Linked DNA regions of Homo sapiens: regions 1 and 3 are each linked to region 2. The links are chromatin contacts, found by Hi-C or POLR2A ChIA-PET in ENCODE. All regions are on one chromosome and are shown on one strand. Each heading gives the region's core, a stretch centred on a gene start or an enhancer-like site at or near the end of the contact. The rest is flanking DNA. Distances are from core to core; before and after follow the strand shown. Region 1 holds the start of RBBP9 (RB binding protein 9, serine hydrolase). Region 2 overlaps BFSP1 (beaded filament structural protein 1). Region 3 overlaps DZANK1 (double zinc ribbon and ankyrin repeat domains 1).

Region 1 (4,441 bases), core at 604-3,103, 990 kb after region 2:
ACAGATGCTTGAAGGCAGCATGCTCGTTAAGAGTCATCACCACTCCCTAATCTCAAGTACCCAGGGACGCAAACACTGCGGAAGGCCGCAGGGTCCTCTGCCTAGGAAAACCAGAGACCGTTGTTCACTTGTTTATCTGCTGACCTTCCCTCCACTATTGTCCTGTGACCCTGCCAAATCCCCCTCTGCGAGAAACACCCAAGAATGATCAATAAATAAATAAATAAATAAATAAATAAATAAATAAATAAAAATGACAAATTCACAGAATTGAAAAAAAAAAAAAAAAAAGAATTTTCTATGGCTTTTGGTTCACACCCTCCTCCCCAAGCTGCTTGCCTTATTCTTTCTTAGGTATATAGGCATCTTTGGTTCCTCCACTATGATATTCTTGTTCTCTACCACAAAAATGGTAATATCAAAACCCAACAAGATGAGGCTATTTAAAAACAAGTTTAAAACTTACTTGGGTCGGGCATGTTTTTAGCCAAACACTGGAAACCAGGTATCTATGATATGAGGGGGGAGAAAAAGCTATAATAAAGAGCTTAATTACAACTAATACTTTGCTAATAAGAAATGAGGCACCTGATATGATCGTTACCAATTCAGTATTAACTTGTGTTATGAAATGAAGTAGGTTAAGTGACCATCTTTTCGCATGAACTCCATCTGTAGTTCTGTATCTAGGCAGCTCTGCTGATCTCTATAGAGAGACCTATATCTGCATTTGTACACCCATATTTGCCTCTACAGGCCTGCATCTATAGAGAGGCATGAACAAATGTGTTCTAGACAGACTGACCTGGAGCCAAATAGACTGTGTTCCAGGGAGTAGGTAAAACGTGGCACAGGAACGTGATACAGAAATTTGGAGACAGCATACTCTCAGAAGCTCCAGCCCTGACCTTTGGGGTTGTAACTCTGACCAGGGTTTTCAGCCACAGCGCTGCAATCTATTCTGGAGACCCGCTCTAGAGGACAGCAACCCAGGGAGCCGACTTACCGCCTGGTTACAGAAGAGGGTTAAAAAATAAAAATCAAACGGCACAGGTCAGCCTACAGTAAGATGCCACTTTTATAAAGCTCACCAAGAAGCCAAATAGAACAGTCTGTTGTTTAAAAGGTATATTCATAGGTTGAAAAGTACTTCAATTTTAAAAAGAGAAGCAGATGAAAAAATTCAGGATGGCACGGGACTGAGATGGGTAGACATAAGGGTCGTTTGGAAGATGATGTATAGGCAATGTCCCAGGTTTTAGTTTGGTAATTCATTACATTATGCCTCATAATGTAGACGCATGTTACGTATATCCTTTGTATATATTAAGTATAGCATATTTAATTTTTTAAAAGCTGAAGCGGGAAGCAGTGAACATGTAAAATTATCTGGGAAGTCCCAAATCTGAACCAGCAGCAGATACGGGGGGCGGGGCTCAGGGGCTCAGCCTCGGTAGTTCAAAGGGGTTCCTTTAACTCTAAAGGCTGAGCCCTCAGAGAAGTCTTCCAGGCAGTTTTACCAGTCAAAATTCGACCACTAGCTCAGACTTTAAGAGAAGGCAGCGGGGGAGAGGCAGGAAAACACACAGGGCTTTGCTAGAGGGGATTAGACGCCTATTCAAACTTCAGCCCTCAGTCCTCTCCCGCCGTCCCTCCCTCCAGGCTGACTTCACGGAGCAGCGGCGTTGGGCGCTTACCTTCTCCAGCTCCTTTTTCACCCAGCCATACCAGCCGTGGGTGGTCACATCCCCGCCTCCGTTCCCGGGAACAATCACTGCCTTGCTAGGAGAAGCCATGAGTGCAGCGAGGCCAGAGTTCCCCAGCGCGGGTCCAGCGGAGCTGAGCCCAGCCTGCTCCCGCAGGGAGCCTGCGCCGCGGCATCCTGGGAGTTGTAGTTGCGGGGACCTGGGAGGCCGGGCTCTTTCCTCCTTGGCCTGCCTTCCGCTGGCTGCGTGGGGCAGCCAAGAACAAAGCCTGCGAGCTTCCATCAATTGTAAAGCAAAGCACCCTTTACTTGCCTCTTACTAGTGCTCTCATGTTTTTCCCTTATTTAAGACAGGCTATGACACGGTTGGGGTGTGTTATTTCTTTGCTAGATTTACTGATATTTCTATAGGAAAGTTTGTTTTTGGTTTCAAACATGCAGAAAACCCATTTATAACCTGGGAACGCCTGAAATCCATATTATTTTTCCTTCTGAGTTTAAAACAGTTTTTAGTAGTCAGTATCAGCCCTGGTTGTTGTTTTTCATTGCTTTGAATGAAATTTCCTTGCATAAAGCTACTAACCCAAGTAAAACAAGCAAAAATTTAATTAAATACCAAGAAAATACTTCGTCAGATTTTCATATTAAACCAGCTGATACTGAAATTGTTTAAAATAGTTTATAACCAATGCTTAGTCCCATATTCCTGGGAAGACAAACAAAGCTTCATGTACATTTGGTCACCGGGTGGGCCATTTAAACATTTTGTAAGGGGATTTCATTCAATTGTTATTTGAATTCCAATTTGTCATTCTGGTTGTATAAAAGCTTTCCCATGCAAGAGGGCTGATGTTATAACAGTAGATTATTATGCTACAGTGTATTTTCCCCCGGTAAAGAAAGCTTTTTATGGTTTGAATTTTCTGGAAACATTGGAGAAGACTGTCCTTGTCATCCACACTACAACAAAACTTCAGGACCTTGGGCTTTGGGTTCATGGTCTCGCAAATGAGAACGGTCCCTCCACACTTTTGGAACAGTGCACCCATTGGAACTTTTGAGGTAAAGCTACCCTGGGAAATTTCTCCCAAGAAGAAAATGGCATCCTTGATGTGAACAGCTTTTCCCAAGTTCACAGATTAAGACTTCTACTACCATGAAACTCTTATCTTTCAATATTTTTTGTCTTCCTTATGCCTCTACAAACAATAGAAGTGGAAAAGGGGTCTGTTATGTGCACTTATGGGGTATACTTTTATTTGTGAAGGAGTTTGCAGCCAGCCTTATACATGGATAAACTTAGACTTTGATAGATAAAAGATGAAGGCCCGAAGTAGGTAAGAAACTTTAATGGTACATGCATTGCTTCATAATCAGTCAAAAACAAAACATTGGTTCACTCCTCTAACCCACATCATGGGTTAAAGAAAACATTGCCAGTAGGCCTTCACTCTTCTAGAAAGGCATCATTTGTTAGGTCCTTTTACCATGGTTTGAAGTAAAAGAAGCAATGATTAGAAATGTATCCCTCATTGGCTGGGCGCGGTGGCTTACACCTGTAATCCCAGCACTTTAGGAGTCCGAGGCAGGCAGATCACCTGAGGTCAGGAGTTCAAGATCAGCCTGGCCAACATGGCAAAACCCCATCTCTACTAAAAATACAAAAATTAGCTAGGCGTGGTGGCAGGTGCCTGTAATCGCAGCTACTCAGGAAGCTGAGGCAAGAGAATTGCTTGAACCCGGAAGGCAGAGGTTGCAGTGAACCAAGACTGTGCCACTGCACTCCAACCTGGGCGACAGAGCAAGACTCCGTCTAAAAAAAAAAAAAAAGGAAAAAAGAAAAAAATAAATTCAGTGGTAGAGGATTAACGAAGAAATTGCTTAGTCAAGTGAGTAAACCCTTTATCTAGCTCATTCTTTGATCTATTTGATTTTAGGAGGTTTGGTTTATCGGGGCCTTGGGTTTAGGAGCATACCCCGAACTCTTGGTGTTATCCTCCCAATATTTATAATAATAGTCTCCCTGGTGTGCTGTATTCTCTCAAAGGTTTTAAATGTTTGCACGCGGTCATCTCTAGAACGTCAGATGTTCTCTCTTCAACTGGAATGACAAAAGCTGAAAGAAATGTGCAACCATGAGAACACCAAAACCTATAAATGATGTGCTGAGACCGAAACCCAAAATGATGGTAACTGAGAGTGGCGCTAAGGCCCTAAGTTTTGGTCACACTCTCACCTAAGTGAGAACCTGACCAAAAAGGGGGAATTTTTTGCACAAAATTTTGCGAGGCCATTGTTTTGGACTAAGCTCATGCATTAGGCCCCAACAAACCAAACCAAACCAAAATGGAGTTGCTTGTGCTAAGACTTCAAGGAAACATAGATTCTAGAACAGACTAGGTTTTGTTTTTTTTTCTGCAAATCTCTATAACAAACATCTCTGACAGCGTAGGTATCCACCCCATGAAGTTCCCATTAAATCTTTTTTTTTTTTTTTTTTGAGACGGAGTCTCGCTGTCGCCCAGGCTGGAGTGCAGTGGCGCAATCTCGGCTCACTGCAGGCTCCGCCCCCTGGGGTTCACGCCATTCTCCTGCCTCAGCCTCCGGAGTAGCTGGGACTACAGGCGCCCGCCACCTCGCCCGGCTAATTTTTTGTATTTTTAGTAGAGACAGGGTTTCACCGTGTTAGCCAGGATGGTCTCGATCTCCTGACCTCGTGATCCGCCCGCCTCGGCC
Region 2 (3,890 bases), core at 1-2,500:
GTCCAGTGAAGTGATGACTTGGTTTATAAAAGTGGACTGATGTCTATACCGATGTGGTTTTTACAGCTCCATAATTTAAACCTTTCATCAGAAGGAAGAGTGTTCAGGAAAACCAGTAAGAGCTCCTGTCTCAGGAGCTCAACAGGAATGGAGATGCCTGTGACGAGAGCCACTGTGGCACGGCGTCCACTGCCACCCAGCACCAGCCTGGCCGAGGAGAATGAGACACGGACCCTCCTCTAGAAGGCCGCAGTCCAGCAGGGGAGGCACGCCCAGGGCATCTCAGAGGAAGAAAGGGGCTTCCAGGAGGAGGCAGGACCGGTCCTGGGAACCGAGGAAGGAAAGGGACTTCCAGAAAGGAGAGAAGGAATGAGCAAAGGGGAGGTCCCAGAAACTGCAGGAGGGGTCAGGAGACGAAGAGAAGAGAGGTTGGCCCAGGGTTCCTCCAACGGTGGGGCCATGTGGCAACCTGAACTTTATCCGGAGCCAGGTGACTGCTGTTTCTGCCTGGACCGTTAGATTGCCTGGTTTATATCTGTCTCCCCACTGGGCTGTGAGCCGCTGAGGGCACGACACAGGCAGGAGCCTGACGCGAGCCCCATCTGGAGGGGTGAGCTCTCACCTCAGTCCTTAGGACCCCAGACACCTTTAGGTGTAAGGTTTTTTTTTTGTTTTTGTTTTTGTTTTTGTTTTGTCTTAAAAAAAAAAAAAAGGAAACTCATTACATACTGTCTTACACAAACTAAACCACTAGATGGTGCTAAGTGACTTTAATGAGAAATGAGACATGGGCGGTTCCCACTTTGCAATTTTAAAAAGTGACTTTCTTTACTTCCCTGTCACAGAAACTCTCAGTCCATGCAATTTAGGGAACTAGAATTACCTGTCCTTTCCTCTCCACCTGTCCGAAGTGCTTCCTCCGGGGCTCTTACGGGTATATGTGCACTTATTTGAAGGAGAGGCTTCCAGCTTCCAGCTCCAAGCCCAGGCACTATTCTCCCATCGTCCGCCCAGCGTCTCCCAGACTGAGCCCGCAGAGCCACGTGGAGGGCTTAAACAAGGCGCACCGGCCCGCCCCAGAGCTCCTGGGTCAGTGGTCTGGGGTGCCTGTGAATCTGCATTTCTGACAAGTTCCCAGGTGGTGCCCCCGCTGCTGGGACGGGGACCTCACCCTGACGACCCCTGCTGTGGAGAGTTCGGGAAGCTTCGGACGCCCTAACCATAGGCGGAACCCGCTGCCACGGCCCTGGTGCTAGCAGACGCTCTCTCTCGGCCCGCCCTCCACCGAGTTCCGGCCACAGAGCGGGCCCTGCCCGGCGGTGTGCGGCCACATCTTCCTTCAGCTCTAGCTTAGCTGCTACATTGGGAAGCCACTAAAACCTTTAAAACCAGCAAAAACCCAGCCACAAACATTTGAAATGAGGCCCAAGCCTGGGACACAGGGGGACCAGGTGGAACATTCGCCCACTCCCTGGGACCCGCCCTTACCCTGTGGTTCTCAGTGTGGCTCCTGGACCAGCCGCAGCACCATCACAGGGACACCTAGACATGCAGCATCCCGGGCCACACCCCAGACCCACTGAGTCAGGAGCTCCCGGGCGCACCCAGCCACGTCTGGGTTTTCATCAGAGCTAAGGAGGCAGAATTTTGGCCCCCGTGACCTTTTCCCCTTGGTGCTACACCCTTGAATATGTTACATGGCAAAAAGGGACTTTGCAGATATAATTAAAGTTCTTAATCAGTTACCCTTTTTTAAGGAAAGGAGTTTATTCAAGATTATCCCCTAAAAACAGAAGTCAGAGAAACGTGTAAGTCCAAGTCATTGAGATGAGACGCAGGAAGAGGGTTCAGAGTTCGCTGCCGGCTCCGAACGTGGAGGGGCCTGAAGCCAAGGAGCCTGGGCAGCCCTGACAGCCACTCCTGGCCAGCAGCCGGCAAAGAAACAGGGTCCTCACTCCTGCCAAGAACTTGAATGAGACTGGAAGCAAATTCTCCCCTAACAGCCTCTGGACAAGGGCCCAGGCTGGCCAACATCTTTCTTTCTACCTTTTGAGACCCAGAGCAGAGAAACCGATAGGACCCACCCAGACTTCCCACCTACACAACTGCGATGACACGGGTGCTGGTGGTGACTCATCAAGGCAGCAACAGAAAATGGACACAGCCGTGTTTCATCAGCTACATGCTATAGCTTGTTACTGAGTGAGTATAAGCACATCTGTCATTTTATTTAAAATGATTCAGTAATATTTTGATAACTGTTTTAATATAATTAGTTTCTTTTTTTTTTTTTTTGGAAACGGGGTCTCATTCTGTTGCCCAGGCTGGAGTGCAGTGGCTCAGTCTCAGCTCACTGCAGCCTCAACCTCTCCAGGCTCAGGCAGTCCTCCCATGTCAGCTTCCTAAGTAGCTGGAACCACAGGCACGCACCACCACGCCCAGCTAATTTTTGTATTTTTTGTAGAGGTGGGGTTTCGTCATGTGGCCCAGGCTGGTCTCAAATTCCTGGACTCGAGCAGTCCACTCACCTTGCCCTCCCAAAGTGCTGGCATTACAGGCGTGAGCCACCACACCCAGCCTGGTTTCCTTTAAATTATCTGTATTTTATTTTATGCCTTTACCATCATTTTTCTGAGAAGCGGTCTCCATCAGAATGCCACGGGTGGGAGTGGAGGAGGCAGCACAGAAGAGATGTTTGAGACCCTGCTTTAGAGACGAGGGCAGCAGGGAAAAGCCAGGAAGTCCTCCTGCAGCCACTCAGGACAGAAACAGGCGGCCAACCAGCGGTTTCATTTCATGTTCTCAGAAACCAGGTTAATCTGTTGTGAAATTTCTTATTTTGATATTCAACAAATACCTGTACATAAAGAGAGGAACATTCTTTTTGTCCTGGAACTGGAATTTGCCATCTAGGCTGGGCTCCTTCATCTTTCTCAGTATCTCTAGGGCAGTGGTTTTCAACTTTATCACCACCGCCCCAGGAAAAACCACATTTCTCATTGCGAGCCATACACATCAGATAGGTAGGTGTGTGTGTGTGTGTGTGTGTGTGTGTGTGTGTATTTCAACATATCCATATGGATATAGAGAGATAAAACAAGGGCTTCACAAAACAAATCCTCCCTTTCACTTGCTGTACACTCTGTTTTTCTTATTATATTTTAGTCTAGCATTTTGTTGACTTCCTTTTACATGCCAGTCAATTCTACTGAGTTCATTTTACATCCAAAAATGAGTTGTCACTAGCCATTTGGAAAACACTGGTCTCTAGGACCACGACTGGGCTTGTATCCACGTCCCTATTCACATACACAGCACACACACATACACATGACACACACACACCACACACACTTCACATACACATCCCACATATATCACACATACCATGTATATCACACACACACACCCCATGTACACAAACACATACAACCCTTATTCTATCCTGTCAGAGCCTCAGAAGAAACCACACAGGCCCCAGTCACCAGGATGAGGCACATGGTCCCTGAGCCAGGGTTTGTCTCACAAGAAGGAGGAGTTTTAAGTGCCTTACTTGGTTCCTCCTGCTGCGATCGTCAGTTCAGGGGACCACCACAGACCCGGGTTTGCTTTCCAGCAGCCCCTGAGAGCTGCTGCACTGTGAGTTTTGTGTGGTGCGTGCTGGGATGGGAATTAGGATGTGAACTCCAAGGTCCCAAAATGAAATCCTGAGCAGACATGGGGGCACTGGAAATCAATAAAAAGCGCTACATCTAGTTGTGGCTTCACATTTTTAGACAGAGTAACACATAACATCCAAATGGTCCAGGCTTTCTGAAGTGTCCGATTTTTACACGTTTTGCTCTCTTGTCCCCATGTGTACTTGTCAAACCAAATGTCAACTTACTTTT
Region 3 (4,354 bases), core at 108-2,607, 910 kb after region 2:
AAAGAAGAGCAAAGTCAACTTAAAGTAAGAAGAAAGAAGGAAATCATGATGAGAGTGGAATTTAGTGAAATACAGAATATAAAAATAATAGAAAATCAATAAAACCAAAAGTTGGTTCTTGGAAAAGATCAATGAAATTGATAAACCTTTAGTAAGATTGACCAAAAAAAGTGACATCTCAAGTTACTAGAATTAGAAATGAAATAGGAGATGTTATCACCAACTTTATTGAAATAAAAAAGATTATAAAAGAGTATCACAAACAACTGTATGCTAATAAATTAATCAGATGAAATAGATAAATATCTGGAAAAACACAAACTACCAAAACTGATTCAACAAGAAATAGAAAATCTGAACAGACCTATAAAAAGTAAAGAGTAATCAGAATTGCCCACTAGACAAACATCAGATCCAGATAGCTTCACAGGTAATTTACCAAAATTTAAATAATAGTTAATACCAATTCTTCATAACCACTTCAAAAAAAAAGAAGTGTTTCTATAAGGCTACCATTATCCTGATACCAAAATCAGACAGACAGTAGAAGGAAAGAAGAAAACTGCAGACTAATATCTCTTATAAATATAGACACAAAAGTCTTCAAGAAAATACTAGCAAACTGTCTTAGTCCATTTGTGCTGCTATAAACAAAATACTTGAGACTGGGTAATTTATAAAGAACAGGAATTTATTTCTCACATTCTGGAAGCTAGAAGTCCAAAATAAAGGTCCCTGCAGGTTAGGTGTCTGGGGAGGGCCTGGTCTCTCTGCTTCCAAAATGGTGCCTCGTTGCTGCATCCTCCAAAGGAGGGCAACGTTGTGTCCTCACATGGAGGGAGGGCCAAAGGACAAAAAGGGGCCTTAACTCATTCCCTCCAGCCCTTTCATAAGGCACTGATCTATTCATGAGGGCTCCATCCTCATGATCAATTTCCAAAACGTCCCGCCACTTAATACCACCACAATAGAGATTAAATTTCAAAATGAAATTTGAAGCATGTAGCTGGGACCACAGGCATGCACCACCACAAATGACTGCTTTAAAAAAAAAATTGTAGAGACAGGGTCTCACTTTGTTGGCCAGACTAGACTCAAGAGATCCTCCAGCCTTGGCCTCCCAAAGTGCTGGGATTGCAGGCATGAGTCACCACAACTGGCCCAAATTATAGACTTAAAAATAGTCAAAATGGTGAATTTTATGTTATTTAAATTTTACAATTAAAAAAAGGGATAATGGCAGATAGCAATAGCACTGTGCACTAACAACATGCCGTCACGACAAAAGAAACCCACATGCGCCATGTGACTGAGGAACTAGACTACAGGGCTATGAGCTAAAACATCAGAATACTGAAAGTTTAAGAAGGAGCTTACAGGAAGAGCTTCTTTTTCCAATACAAAGAAAATTACTTGAAAAAGAGGAAAAGAAAGAAACTTACTTCTTACACATACAAATAAATCTAAAAGGAAGAGAAAATGAAATGTTCTTTCACAGAAAGAGTGAATTCCCTCCCGACCAGAAGAAAGGGCATCCTCCCCCTTACCTCTTCCTGGGCTGATGGCTGTCAGGAGGGGTTTATGGTCACTCATTTTCTCCTGCCTCTGCTTTTGAGAGGCTAGTTCCTGTTCCTTTTTTGCTAGCAGCTTGCCAGATGGGTAGAAGAGGCCAACAGTCTGTGTTCCTATGTCCCTCTTAGTCCCAACATCAGATCTGGGCAAAGGAATATTCAGGGACTGCCAGGCACATCGGGGCCATGCGTGAGGCAGAAGACATTTTTAAAATTAGAATATAATTTAATCAATCTTGCATTTTACTTATAGAAAACAACTCTAATCAGAATAAAAAGTATCTCAAGAAAAGTGTACTTGGAACTAATAGGGTTTTCCAGCCTTTGCCTCATCTTCCTTGCTCCTGTCTTTCTCAGCAACTTCCAGCCTGATCCAGGATTAGCCATTTATTATCTAAAAGTCAGCAAATCAAGGGGTGTTTGCCGGCCTGCTTGATGCCTGGAAGATATCTATCCTTTTCAGCTCTGTAATCCAATAGAGCATAGACTTCACTACTAATCCACACTCAGCCACTGGTCACCAACATTTTCTCTAACATACTTTCCTGCATCTAAACCTGGGGACCTGAGAGGACTACCATGAAAGGTTGTGCGTTGCACAACGTCACTGCATTCAAAGTAGTACCATTCATATGGTGAACATCATATATTTGCATATGTATTAGGGTAATTTTTCTAGTAGAGAAACCAGTATATTACAAGCAATTTCCAATAGATGGCAGTCAAGTGTCTTGAGAAAAGAACACCTTTGTTTCATTTGCACAAAGGAATAAGGGCTAGTGGCAGTTTAGGATTTAAATCTTTCAAACTGGGTTAAGAAAGCCATGAACGGCTGGGCATGGTGGCTCATGCCTGTAATCTCAGCACTTTGGGAGGCCACGGTGGGTGGATCACGAGGTAAGGAGTTCGAGATCAGCCCGACCAACATGGTGAAACCCCATCTCTACTAAAAATACAAAAATTAGCCGGGCATGGTGGCACGGGCCTGTAATCCTAGCTACTCAGGAGACTGAGGCAGAAGAATTGCTTGAACCTGGGAGGCAGAGGTTGCAGTGAGCCAAAATTGCACCATTGCACTCCAGCCTGAGCAACACAGCGAGACTCTGTCTCAAAAAAAAAAGGTCATGAACTCCCTAAAACTGCATACAAAGTGCTGAGTGTATCCTCTAATAATGATCAATCTTTAACTTCTTATAATAAAGAGATAAGAAGAAACATGGAAAGTCTTTATCCAGCTTAGAGAAATGTATAAAATTATAAAAATCTAACACAAAGCCAGTTGTTAGAGCTTAAGTACTTCTGAAAATAACCTGGTGAGATTTGTCCTCAAACTATGCCCAGCTGTTATAAATTACAAAAGCAATCTTATATACCCTAAGCTTTCTAAAATATAAAAAAGGGGAAGGAAAAGTTCTCAGAATGCTACATAAGAAATTCAAGAGAAGTGCATTCTGTCTCATGTATTTTAAAGCCACTAAAGTGGCATTATGTCTACGGCCTTGCAAATGCAATTAAAATCTAAATTGACTGCATTTATTTACACACCTAGTTGAAATTCCATGTGAAAGTTCTAAAAGTTTTGGGTCTCTTCCCCGGGTTGATTCACAGGGTGGAGCACACACATTCAGAGTTACAGCCTCTTCCTGGGTACCAGTTCTTACTACAGGGGAGGCCTCACCTCAGAAAAAGGGCGAGGTTCCTCAGCAGCTAGAGCCAGGCTTCTGTCCAAGCTAAGTTTCACTAGGGACTTCACACAAATACCACAGGAGCCACAGAATCGGGCAGACAGGTGATTGCTGGCCCCACATTTAGGGCAAACAGAACAGCCAGCAGGAATGCCGAGCTAGAGGATAGAAAATATCTTGATGAATATTAGAGTTATAATTTCCTCATGTAAATTATTCTCATACCATACAAATTAACATATGCCCAGACTCTCTGACCCAGCCATTCTACCTTCCAGAATTTATCCTACAGATGGACAAGTACAGAAAGAAGTGTACTCCAGGTCAACCCCTAAAACACTGTGGTTTTAAAAGAAATCACTGAAAACAACACACATGTCCAGCAATAGGGATGGTCTAAATATAACACAGTACATACATACAAACAATGGATTATGAAGTCACTGAAAAGAATGAGGAGGTTACTAACAAGACACCTTGCTAGGTGAAAATAATTGGGTCAGTGTTCATAGCACCAGTTTACTTATACATGCATTGAATAGCTGAAAGAACATCTCAAGAACTGGATCTGAGCAATTGCTTCTGAGAGGAGAACTGTGGGACTTAGAGAGAGAGGAGACTAACCCTTCACTCTAAAACTTTTTTGTTATTTGCATGCGATACTTAAATAAATACATAGTCTTGAGTGTTTTATTATAAAGGCAGGCAGACATAATTCATTTTAAAAAATGCCAGTAGTCAATAAACGAGTGAAAAGGTTTAACCTCAAAGAAATGCAAGTCAAAACAGTCATCAGAGATGGCTCTCAGTGTAAGATAATTAATTATCTCTATCTCCAGATTCTTAGGTTATAGGTACCAGTAGCGAAATCACAAGAAGTGATTTCTGCAAGGCCATGGAAGAAGTGCCTGGCTCTCTCCAGGCCAGTGGTGAGGTGCTCAGTATACAGAATCTCAGTTTTAAAATACCCACCATGGCTCCACACCAGCCGCAGAAGGACGCCTCCCAGAGATTCCAGCGACCACATCTGTAGCAGGAAATGGTCCCCCCTTTCTGAGTGGGCGGAGGAGGGGCTTTATCCCCACTGCACATCGACTG

The links. A loop is a pair of places that touch in the nucleus more often than their neighbours do. ChIA-PET counts read pairs that join two places held with the same protein, here RNA polymerase II (POLR2A). Pooled maps may share reads with other maps.
Region 1: a pooled map shows a loop between it and region 2 (4-fold over the local background). The contact joins the promoter of RBBP9 here to the enhancer-like site in region 2. A Hi-C loop is called at or near these places in 2 of 37 single-sample maps with no recorded cell type and 13 of 50 pooled maps. POLR2A ChIA-PET finds 5 or more read pairs at or near these places in 4 of 52 experiments (AG04450, BJ, activated CD4-positive, alpha-beta T cell and 1 more).
Region 3: a pooled map shows a loop between it and region 2 (11-fold over the local background). The contact joins two enhancer-like sites. A Hi-C loop is called at or near these places in 2 of 37 single-sample maps with no recorded cell type and 10 of 50 pooled maps. POLR2A ChIA-PET finds 5 or more read pairs at or near these places in 1 of 52 experiments (activated naive CD4-positive, alpha-beta T cell).

Annotation. Positions count from the first base shown.
Region 1 is chr20:18,495,372-18,499,812 of GRCh38, forward strand. It overlaps RBBP9 (RB binding protein 9, serine hydrolase), which reads right to left and starts at 1,854. Exons shown (of 5, transcript NM_006606.3): 1 at 1,698-1,854; 2 at 467-509. The coding sequence starts at 1,796. RefSeq lists enhancers at 1,407-1,456, 1,627-1,786, 1,639-2,203, 1,807-1,856, 1,957-2,016.
Region 2 is chr20:17,504,246-17,508,135 of GRCh38, forward strand. All of the region lies in intron 5 of BFSP1 (beaded filament structural protein 1), which reads right to left. Among named protein-coding and RNA genes, the nearest start is that of BFSP1, 25 kb to the right of the region's middle. RefSeq lists an enhancer at 267-790. Within about 2 kb of position 1,251, at least 19 of the 41 ENCODE cell types and tissues checked have a DNase peak (open chromatin) inside an H3K27ac peak, as active enhancers do.
Region 3 is chr20:18,411,099-18,415,452 of GRCh38, forward strand. It overlaps DZANK1 (double zinc ribbon and ankyrin repeat domains 1), which reads right to left. Exons shown (of 21, transcript NM_001367614.1): 11 at 4,229-4,351; 12 at 3,250-3,414; 13 at 1,548-1,755. Among named protein-coding and RNA genes, the nearest start is that of LINC00851, 34 kb to the left of the region's middle. RefSeq lists an enhancer at 1,484-1,533 and a silencer at 2,404-2,453. Within about 2 kb of position 1,358, at least 4 of the 41 ENCODE cell types and tissues checked have a DNase peak (open chromatin) inside an H3K27ac peak, as active enhancers do.